2 separate regions of the Homo sapiens genome follow, and region 2 is linked to region 1. Evidence: chromatin loops called from intact Hi-C (ENCODE). Cell type or tissue: dorsolateral prefrontal cortex. All regions are shown on one strand. Links, peaks and the distances in the headings refer to the core of each region. The heading gives the core; the rest is flanking DNA.

What was found. Hi-C counts contacts between places; a loop is a spot of excess contacts. Peaks named below come from ENCODE experiments on the same cell type or tissue, not always from the same donor. Only the 100,000 strongest peaks of a DNase experiment are listed, where the experiment ranks them.
Region 2: a loop joins it to region 1, with 2.5 times the contacts of the local background. A loop is called at or near these places in 2 of 110 quality-filtered maps.

The regions. Positions count from the first base shown.
Region 1 is chr2:240,807,148-240,812,466 of GRCh38, reverse strand. The region is part of intron 1 of KIF1A (kinesin family member 1A); the gene reads left to right. Among named protein-coding and RNA genes, the nearest start is that of KIF1A, 10 kb to the left of the region's middle. RefSeq lists an enhancer at 124-734. In dorsolateral prefrontal cortex, for the core only: a CTCF peak has its summit at 2,079 (motif pointing left); no DNase peak of the experiment used is centred there.
Region 2 is chr2:240,594,241-240,599,559 of GRCh38, reverse strand. It overlaps CAPN10 (calpain 10), which reads right to left. Exons shown (of 12, transcript NM_023083.4): 6 at 4,851-5,017; 7 at 4,256-4,536; 8 at 3,039-3,241; 9 at 2,618-2,879; 10 at 1,473-1,672; 11 at 1,163-1,208; 12 at 456-909. The coding sequence ends at 880. Among named protein-coding and RNA genes, the nearest start is that of CAPN10, 10 kb to the right of the region's middle. In dorsolateral prefrontal cortex, for the core only: no CTCF peak of the experiment used is centred there; a DNase peak (open chromatin) is centred at 2,919; H3K27ac peaks cover 1,078 bases.

The DNA.
Region 1 (5,319 bases), core at 115-5,114:
GGTGAAGGCAGACCCAGAGGTGAAGGGCGTCTGGGCTCCAGGCGGATGCCTGTGCGATGCTCTGCAGCATGGGCCTCTCCAGCAGCTGGGCAGGGAGTGCCTGTGCCAGGCCTGTGTCTGGCCCTCACCGTCACCCCATGCCTGGTCTTTCCTGGACACTCCTCGAGCTGAGGCACGCTTTGTCATCTGCCTTGGTGCCACCCCCAGCCCCCTTCCACAGGGACTTGGCTTTTTCTGCTGATGCCCCCACCCCAGGGTGAGGCAGGAACCTGAAATGGTCCCAGAGCCCCAAAGCAACAGGGGAGTTCCTCCGGGGCCACCCTGCCCTCTGTGCCTGCAGTGACTTGCGGGGCGTGGCCCGGTGCGCCCAGTGGGTTTTCTGCATGCATTTTTACCAAGTGAATGGATTCTGTTCCCCTCTCCTCTGTCCTGGGGCCCCTGGCTCAGGGCTCATGGTCTCCCTTTCCTGGAGTCATCACAGCCGGCTGGCCATACCCACATACCCACATGGATGGCCACCATCCCCCAGCCCTCTTTCCCTCTCCTGCCCTCGGGCCATCTTCTCTGCCCACTTCCTGTGGGTGCATCCTGGGTCTAGTCAGAGCCTCAGACACCCGTGGTGTTGCCTCTATGTCCCCAGCGCAGACCCCACCCTGCCACCACCAGCTTCTCGGCATCTTCTTTGGCTCTGAGCAGTCATCCCAACCCCTCTGGCTTCCTCCCTGCCACCCTTGAGCCTGTGCCCTCATCTCTGGCCACTCCAGCCAGCGTGACCTCACCCCACAGGACCAGTTCATGCTTCTTGTTTCTGATGACTTCCTGCCCCACCTGTCCCAGAGGTGCCCCTCTCTGTCTTTGAGGGGAGCTCACCCTTTCTCCTGGGCTCTGGCATGTGCTGTGTCTGGCACTGTGGACCGCAACCCCCCGCCTTCTCAGGGGTTCAGCTGTGTCAGACCCCCATCCTCAGCTTTGCCTTCTGCCATCAGCCACGCCCATAGGCTCTGGCCACCCTTGGGGCCACGTGGCTCCCTCTCAGGTTGGCTGACAGAACAACTTCTTGAAGATAGTTTCTTTTCTTTTCTTTTCTTCTTTTCTTTTTTTTGAGATGGAGTCTCACGCTGTAGCCCAGGCTGGAGTGCAGTGGCGCAATCTCTACTCACTGCAACCTCTGCTTCCCGGGTTCAAGTGATTCTCCTACCTCAGCCTCCCAAGTAGCTGGGATTATGGGTGCCTGCCACCACGCTGAGCTAATTTTTGTATTTTTAGTAGAGACAGGGTTTCAACATGTTACAAGCCAGGGTGGCCACTAACTCCTGACCTCAAGTGATCTGCCCACCTCGGCCTCCCAAAGTGCTGGGATTACAGGCACGAGCCACTGCACGCGGCCAATAGTTACATCTTTAAAAATTGTGTCATGTGGTAGCAAAAATATACAACAAGGAATACAGAATATTACAACCAACGGCCACATGCCCACATTAGCTTTCAAAATAAGGCATTTCCAACCTGCTCCCCAAGGGTAGCACTGGCAGAGGGCTCACCACCACCCGGCATCTCGGCCGACCCACATCACCCTGGGGAGGAAGACGGACAGATGGGGCCTGGCGGGAAGGAGGTCCTTCCACGTCACCATGGCGGGCACATCGAGTGGCCTTGGTGGCGTCCAGGCCCTTAGACCCCCTCCACGCCCAGCACCATGAATTCGGTGCTGATCGCTCCTGGAGTGTCATCGTCTGCCCTGAGTCTGTGGAGTGCTGCTTGTGTGTTTGAAACTTCGAGGGGCCTGCAGCCGACTCTGCATTCATCTGCATCTTGGATGCTGGGCATTTGGGCTGTCTCCATTCTTTTTGTAATGATAAGTCATTCTGCATTTGGGTGTATTTCTCCCTGTGAATATGTATAGCATCTCTACTTGCAGAGTTGCTGGGGCACAAGGTCTGCAGCCCCTCCAGATGTTACCATGTTATTTTCAAAGTGGTGGCACCCGTTCACTCCCAAGGTGAGCTGTAAAAGCTCCTGTGGCCTCCTTCTGACAGCGTTTGGTGTGCCCTACTTTTAAATGTTGCCATCTGGTGGATACAGTTTGAAAATATGGTTTCCGAATTACTATCGTGGTTGAGTATCTTTTCATGTAAATTGCCAGTTCATATCTTTTTGCCCATTTTCTTCTGTGATTTTTGTAAATTTTTATTTTTATCTGTCCTCTGTGTATTCTGCGTACAAATCCTTCGTTGAATTGTATGTGTTGCAGATACCTTCTCCAGGTGGGTGGGGTTCTCGTCACCGTTTTAGTGATATCTTTTGATACCCAAACTTTCATTTTGGTGTTTTCGGTGGGTTAAGAAATCTTTCCGGCTGGGTGCGGTGGCTCGCACCTGTAATTCCAGCGCTTTGGGAGGCCGAGGTGGGTGGATCACTTGAGGCCAGGAGCTTGAGACTAACCTGGCCAATGTGGCGAAACCCTATCTCTACTGAAAATACAAAAAATAAAAATAAAAATAAAAATAGGTGTGATGGCACATGCCTGTAACCCCAGTTACTTGGGTGACTGAGGCACAAGAAACTCTTTTTTTTTTTTTTATTATACTTTAAGTTCTAGGGTACATGTGCACAACGTGCAGGTTTGTTACAAAGGTATACATGTACCATGTTGATTTGCTGCACCCATCAACTCGTCATTTACATTAGGTATTTCTCTTGAATCCTGGTGGCAGAGGTTGCAGCGAGCCAAGATTGCACCACCGCACTCCAGCCTGGGCGACAGAGTGAGACTCTGTCTCAAAAAAAAAAAAAAAAAATTCCTTCCCTAGGGGTAGCGTGAAGATATAACTCTTCTTTATTTTCTTCCAAAACATTTTTTGTTAACATAGAGGTCTTTAATCCACATGGAATTTATTTGACATATAAAGGGATCTAATGGTGTATTCTCCATATTGCCAACCAGTGTTCCTTCCATCGCTGGTTCGGTCGTCCGTCCTCTCCCCCTTGCTCTGTAAAGCCACCTTTCCCAGATGTCAAAAGGGCTGTGCTTCTGCAGGTCTGTTCCTGGGGTCCCTTCTGTTGCACTCGTGATGGCCTCTTCCTGTCCCAGCACAGCCCGACTTCATGCCAGGGCTTTCTACCAAGGCTCGAGATCATAGGGCGTGTTGCCCTCTGCCCTCTGGTCTTTTTTTTCTTCTTCTTCAGACTTGTTATTGATGTTCTTAACATCTTACTCTACCATATACATTTCTAGAAGCAACTTGTCATGATTCACAAAAGAACTTGAGTTTTCATATGAAATGACATTGAGTTTTTGAATCAATTTGGGTAAAATTAAATGTTTTCAAGATATTGAGATTTATTTTCCACCAATAAGTTATAGTTCTCCATTTATTTAGATTTTCCGCAATGTTTTTAGTAAAGTTCTACAATTTTCTTTATAATAAGTTAGTGACGGCTGGGCGTGGTGGCTTATGCCTCTAATCCCAGCACTTTGGGAGGCTGAGGCGGGCAGATCACGAGGTCAGGAGTTCAAGACCAGCCTGGCCAACACAGTGAAACCCCATCTCTACTAAAAATACAAAAAATTAGCCGGGCGTGGTGGTGGGCGCCTGTAATCCCAACTACTCGGGAGGCTGAGGCAGGAGAATCACTTGAACGCAGGAGGCGGAGGTTGCAGTGAGTCAAGATCGCACCGTTGCACTCCAATCCCAGGCGACGGTGTGAGACTCCATCTCAAAAAAAAAAAGTTAGTGACATTTATTCCTAGGTACTCTATAGTTTGGGTTATTATTTTATTTATTTATTTTTTAGAGAGAAGATCTTGCTCTGTTGCCCAGCCTGGAGTGCAGTGGTGTGATCATTAGCTCACCGCAGCCTCGAACTCCTGAGCTCAAGTGATCCTCCTACCTCAGCCTCCCAAGGAGCTGGTACTACAGATGTTGCCACTACTCCTGGCTAATTAAAAAAAAAAAATTTTTTTTTTTTGTTTTAGAAATGGGTCTTGCTATGTTGCTCAGGCTGGTCTTGAATTCCTGGGCTCAAGCAATCCTTCTACCTCAGCCTCCATGGTAGCTGGGACTACAGGTGTGAGCCACTGTGCCAGGTTGGGTTATTATTTTAAAGGATACCTTAAAATATGTTTTAATTCTTTATCAGGTATATAAGAATGTTCTTGATTTCTACAACCTTATTGAACCTTCCTAATTCAAATATTTTTTCTGTGGATTCTCTTGATTTATGTGTAGATGAGCAAATGGTCTGCAGATAATGACAGTTTGGTTTCTTTCTTTCAAATTCATATTTATGTTGTTTGTTATTTTCCTGTCTTACTGGTTTGGCCAGAACCTCTCCTACAATGTTAAATAGAAGTAGAGATAGCAAGCATCCTGGACTTGTTTCTGAATATAAAGGAAATGTTCCTATCATTTTACCATTAAGTGTGATGTTTGGGTAGGTTTTTAGTAGATAGCTATTATGAGGTTAAAAAAGTTTTCTTTTATTCTAATATTGCTTAGAATTTTATCACAAATGAGTCTTGAAAATTATGGAATGCTTTTTTAGTATCTATTGAGGGCCTCATATTCTTTCTTCTTTAATTTGAAAATTATAATAATAGCTATCCTAATGTCAAGCTATACTGGTATTCCTGGAATATGCTTACCTGCATTGCCCTTTTTATTTGTTACTGTATTTTCTTGCTAATTTTTCAGACTTTTGTACCTATGTTCATCAGTGAAACTGGTCTATAATCTTTCTCAATTTTTTCTTGTTTACTTTGATGCTAAAATTCTATTAGCATCAGTGAATGAGCTAGGAGTACAGTTGGCTCTCGATATCTGTGGGTTCTGCATCTGTGAATTCAACCAGATCAAAATTTTTGGAAAAAAAGAATGGTTTGTCTATACTGAACATGTACAAATGTTTTTCCCTTGTCACTATTACCTGGACAATACAGTATAGCAACTATTTATTAATACATAGCATTCACATTGTATTAGGTATTATAACTAATCTTGAGATGATTTAAAATATATGGAAGGGGCTGGGTGCGGTGGCTCATGCCTGTAATCCCAGCACTTTGGGAGGCCAGCGCGGGCAGATCATCTGAGGTCGGGAGTTCAAGACCAGCCTGACCAACATGGAGAAACCATGTATCTACTAAAAATACAAAATTAGTTGGGCATGGTGGTGCATGCCTAGTGGCGCATACTAGGGAGGCTGAGGCAGGAGAATCGCTTGAACCCGGGAGGCAGAGGTTGCGGTGAGCTGAGATCACACCATTGCACTCCAGCCTGAGCAACAAGAGTGAAACTCTCTCTCTCTCTCTGTGTATAT
Region 2 (5,319 bases), core at 88-5,087, 210 kb after region 1:
TGGAGGCAGAGGAGCCGTCCAGATCCAAGGCTCCCAGTCCATGTGAACCTGGGGTTCCTCCCTCTGCGCAACTCCGGTTCTAACACCCGTTTCCGAGATGTCCTTCTTCGCCACAGCCTTGGCAGTGCCTTCGCTGGCTCTCCCCACCCCTCACTCCCCAGTCTATCAGTCTGTGTCCCCCAAGACCAGGGCTTGACCTGCCCCGGCCAGCCTCAACCTCAGCCCCCTGGCCTGGGGCATGCCCTGGGCCCGCCCCTCCAAACTTCTCCCCTCCTCCCCACTCACCATCTCCCCCTGAAACCTGCCCTGCCTGGGTTGGCTCTGCCCACCTCCCAGGCCCCCAGCCCCTCCAGAGGCCATCCTCATCCTCACCATCTCGGCAGGCACCCAGCCCTCCCCACAGCCTGCTTGGCAAGAGCAGGCACAGCCTGGAACTACCTGGAGCAAGACTGATCTGCAAATCATCAGCGCTCATGTTTATTTATAAAGTTACATCCTAAAAGTGATTCGAACAATAAATAGTTATAAAGAAGATCTGCTGCCCTACCCTCTGGGTGTGAGGCCTCCATATGGAGTCAGCAGAGGATCTGGGAGGGATCCTGGGAAGCTCTGGGATCCTGGGGTCTCTGCCGTCTCAGTGGCGCAACAGAAGCCAGCAAGCTTCCCACCCTTCCTTGCAGCACCAGCTGGCCCCCAGGGCTGCGTCTCTCCTGACGGAGGCTTCCCGTGGACCCCTAGGCCGCAGCCTCCTGGCAGGGCTGGGAGGCAGGCCAAGACTCAGGACCAGCCCCCACAGTGCAAGGCTGGCCGGCCCAGCTGCTGGGAACCTGTCAGGCCCTCGGGCTCCAGTCACCTGAGCTGGCACAGGGGGCCACCCTGTTAGGTTTTCATCACTGCCATGATGGAGACCTGCAAAGACAGATGGGGGGCCCGGGCAGCGGTGGCACTCGCCCCTTCTCACACCCCACCCCGAGTGCAGCCAGGGAATGGGACGCAGCCTCAGCTCCCCCTGCCCTTCAAGGCACCGCCCGGGGCTCTCACAGGAAGAGTCAAGGGCACCTCACGTCCCAGGCAGAAACCACCTGCCTGAGGTTGCAGGTAGACCCTAGGCCACCAGGCAGCCCCAGGCAGGTGAGCCGGGCTGGCGGGGCTGCATACACACCTCTTGGAGGAACTGGCCCAGCATCTCCTGGCTGTGAATGGATGGCCTGTGGAGAGACACCAGATCAGCGCTCCCAGACTGCACTTGTCACACAAGTGGCTGTGTGCTCCTGGCCCACCTCCCACTAGACTCTCCTTCCAGGCTCAGACCAGCAAGGAAGGGTCCCCAGGTAGGCAGGACAGCCCTGGTCTGCCAGGACAGATAGGGGCTTGAGGGTGAGGGGCAGGCAGGAGACGTGGGGGGACAGGCGAGCACTAAGACTCCAGCACCCCAGCCTCCAGCTGGCCGCCCCCAAGTCCCAGAGCCCCACCTGTCAATCCTGGTTGCGATGGTCACTGTGAAGGCCCCCTCTGTGTCCGGCAGGTAGGTGGAGGGCACAACCTTGTAGGTGCCCGCAGGCAGGAGGCAGAGCCGGCTCACCTCCTGGGCGTAGCGATGTGGCACGCAGCTCAGCAGCGGCTCCTGCAGCAGCAGTGGGGGTGCGTCCTGGCTCCTTCCACCCTCTGGGACCTGAGGAAAGCGCAGGCTCAGACTGAGGGGGCCAGCCTTGGGGTAGGGAGCCCAGCCCAGGGCCATCTGCTCGGATGCCCTTGGCCCTCTTGAGTCACATACAGCCCCTTCTCTGAGGAGGGGCTGCCAGGCCTGGACACTGGACTCGCCTCCTCACCAAGGCCTGGCCACCCTTGCCAGAAGGTGCCGGCAGTGGGGCCCCCGCCTGGAGGCCTGTCACATCATCAGGGGCTTTAACACCTGTGACTGCCCAGCCCGCCCCAAGGGCTCCCACTGGCCCTGGCATGTGTTTTCCTCAGAGCTCTAGGGGACCTGAGCCGGTGGCCCAGGGCAAACAGCGAGGGTCCAAGGGTCCCCAGGCAGCCCACTGTGAACCGAGGGTTGCAGTGCCTTCCTCGTCAGGGCCCCTGCATTCCAGGGGACACATGTCTGCAGAGAATGAACCTTGGGACACAGTCATTCTGAGTCAGGGTAAGTGGACAAGGGGCTGCTGGCTGAGCTCAGTGACTGTGGACTTCCTCACACCCGAGGGGCTGCTGTGGCCAGCCAGCCTGGGCCTCCCCTCCTCTCACTCCTGAGTCCATCAGCCCCCTGCGTTCCCAAGCCAGGGCTCGACCCACCCCCGCTGGTCTCAACCTCGGCCTCCTGTCCTCTCCAAACTTCTCCCTTCCTCCCCACTCACCACCTCCTCTGGAAACCTGCCCTGCCTGGATCAGCCCTGCCCACCTCCCAGGCCCCCGGCCCTTCCAGAGGCCATCTTCGGCCTTGCCTCTGAGAGGTTGGAGATGGGAGAGGGCCCTGTGCGGGTTCTAGGCAGCGCCTCGAAGGGCAGGGGGAGCCCAAGTGACTGAGCCCAGAGCCCTCTGTTGGGACAATGGAGGCCAAGATGCAAATTCTCTGAGGGCCCCTTCTGCTCCCCCTCCCTCCCTGGGGCAAGGAGCTTGCCTGGAAGATATGGAAGCCGATGGGGTGGAACTCGGTGTCACTGGGCCGGCAGTGCTGATGCAGAGTGATGCGGACGCAGCGGGGGCCAGGGCCCTCGGGGACCGAGAAGGGGAAGCAGGGGTTGGTGGGGTATGAGGCAAAGTTCCTGCTGCCCCCCGCCGTCTGGCCGACTCTCCAAGAACCCCGTAGCTGCACGGTCCCCCACTCCCCCGCAGGCAGGGCTGCCCCGGGGGTGGTGTTCTTGGCCACTGCCCTGATGGCGCTGCCAAGAAGACAAACATGGGAGGGCGCTGGCAGCAGGTTCCCGGTGGCCTCAGTTCCCACATGGACACCTGCCAACCACAGAGGGAAAGTGCCCAAATCCTGCCTTGGAAGGGCCTGTGGCCTCGGAGAGCCAGCAGCACTGCGCGGTTCCTCTCACCTAAGGGAGACTCGCCCGGTAGAGAAGACTCGGAGCAGGAACTCCCCTGGCGCGTCCTTCAGGAAGGTGCTGGGGACAGCCAGGTAGTAGCCCGGTGAGAGCTCACAACGCAGGTGGACCTCCCGGTCGTATGCATGGCACGCGGTGCCAGCCACGGGGGGCATGGACAGGACCCTAGGCAGATTGACCCGCCGCTTCTCTACCTGTGAGCACGTGCAGGAGGCTCAGTGTGGAGGAGCGGCCGGGGTCAGACGCCCTGGCCTTGACCTCCCTGCTGCAAGCACAAGGGCCTCTGGAGTTGACAGATGAAAGCGCCAAGGCCTGTCAGCACCCTCCACCCTCTCTCAGGGACCAGCTAGAGATGCCCACCAATCCCGGGCTTCACTTGGCCCTGGCGCCAGTATCTGTCCCAGACACGAGCCTGCAAGTCCTCCTTGTAGCTGGGCCCACAAAGGCACCGTGGCCCAGGCAACCTGGGGGCTGCTGGACAGTGGGCCTTCCAGCAACTTCTTTTGCAAGAGGAAAGGAACATCATGTGGGCCACATCCATGAAGGGACAGGGAACAGTGTGGTGCCAAGTGTCACACCCTGTCAAGACACACAAGATGAAAACCCAGCCCCTGAGCGAGCAGCCGGCATATCCTCGACCCACACTCAGGCCCTTTGCCCTCAGGCGCCCCCATCTGTTCTTCCTGGAAACAACACACTTTGTGAACCAGTGGTTGAGCCTGGGACTGCCTGGGCCTCAGAGCAATCCCATGAGATCCGTGTCAGGACCCCGTCTTGCAGGGGAAGAGACTGAGGGAGGCAGGGAGAGGATGTGTGCCAGGTCACACAGCAAGCTGCAGAGCTGGGACTGGCCCTGACAGGTCCTCAGCCGCTGGCTCTACCTCCTTGCCTCAGAAAGGCACGGCGCTGCCAGGAGCCCCCCGGGTCCAGGCCCCTCCTGCGGGTCCTGCCCTGGCTGCAGACTCTGTTGCTTTCCTTTGGCCAATGAGGCACACGGCAAGGCAGAAAGACCTGCAGTCTCAGGTCAGAGCCGGGTCTGGGAGCACCAGCAGACGTCAACCCCGTGCAACAGCCCAAGGAGGGGGGAGACTGGTGGGGCCCGTGGCAGAGTCACATGTGTCCCGGCAGAGCCAGTCCTAGAACCCAGACCTCCATGGGCCTCCACACCACCTGCTGAACCGAGCGTGAGCCAGACGGGGCTGAGTTACCTTCCAGAGGTGCAGACCCACAGCCTGGTAGTGCTTGCCCGGGATGCTCGCTGGGCTCCACGAAGTATGACTGTCACCCACCAGTGCCCGGGCCCGGCCTGCCCAGTCCGCCGCGTGCAGCCTGGATCTCTGCAGGACGGCAATGTACACCTCACTCGGTTCTGAGACCCGCAGCCAGAATTTGGGGTTGCTGGGAAAGCCGCTGTTGTTCCGGCAGCCTCCTGCTGACTGGCCCTTGACCCAGGCCCCAGGCAGCGCCCGCGTATGGCAGAGCAGCCTCTCTAGTGAGAAAACACCAGGCATCAGCTGTGGGACACGGCTCCTCGCTGGCCTCCCGCCATGGTGGCCTCATGAACCCTGGCAGGGTCTAAGCAGCAGCTACGGCCACAGACAGAGCCAGCCCCTCCCACAAGCCCACCCTCCTCCCAGCTCCTGGGACAGAATCATCACCCTCCTCCCGGCTCCTGGGACAGAATCATCTCTCCACGCTGAAGAGAACCAAACTGGGCCTGGGCAGGGGGAACCCAGGCACCTGCCCAGCCTCCTCACTTCGGCAGGCAGAGCACGTGCCCAGCACAGCCCCTCGGGGCACTACCTGTGTAGAGGCTCTGCAGGTGGCCGGCCTCCGTGACCGGGTAGCCAACGGTGAGCTCGTCAAACTCCCTGAGGAACTCCTCCTCCTCCACCCAGAACTCCCCTTCCTGGAGCTGGGACAGGAGCTCAGATGCTACCGCTGCATCTACCTGGCTCCACCCTTCACCCCTGGAAGAAACCTCATCTCAGCAGAAGCCCCTCCCGAGAACTGGTAGTGTCAACTTGCCGGCAGGCTGGGGGGAAGCCTGGAGGGGACCCAGAGAGCCCTGAGTTCCTGCCAGCAACCCCGTGCCCCAGCTCTGCAGCCCCTCCCACACCCGAAGCAGCTCTGCAGCACAGGGCCTTCTGGGCAGCGGCCACCCTGGAGCCCTCTCTTTTCCCAGAGGAACTTCACGCCTCTGGATGCGTCTTCCCAGGACTGCTGCCCGAGCCCGTGATGATGTCTGCCCTATTGAAACCCCAGGCCCAAT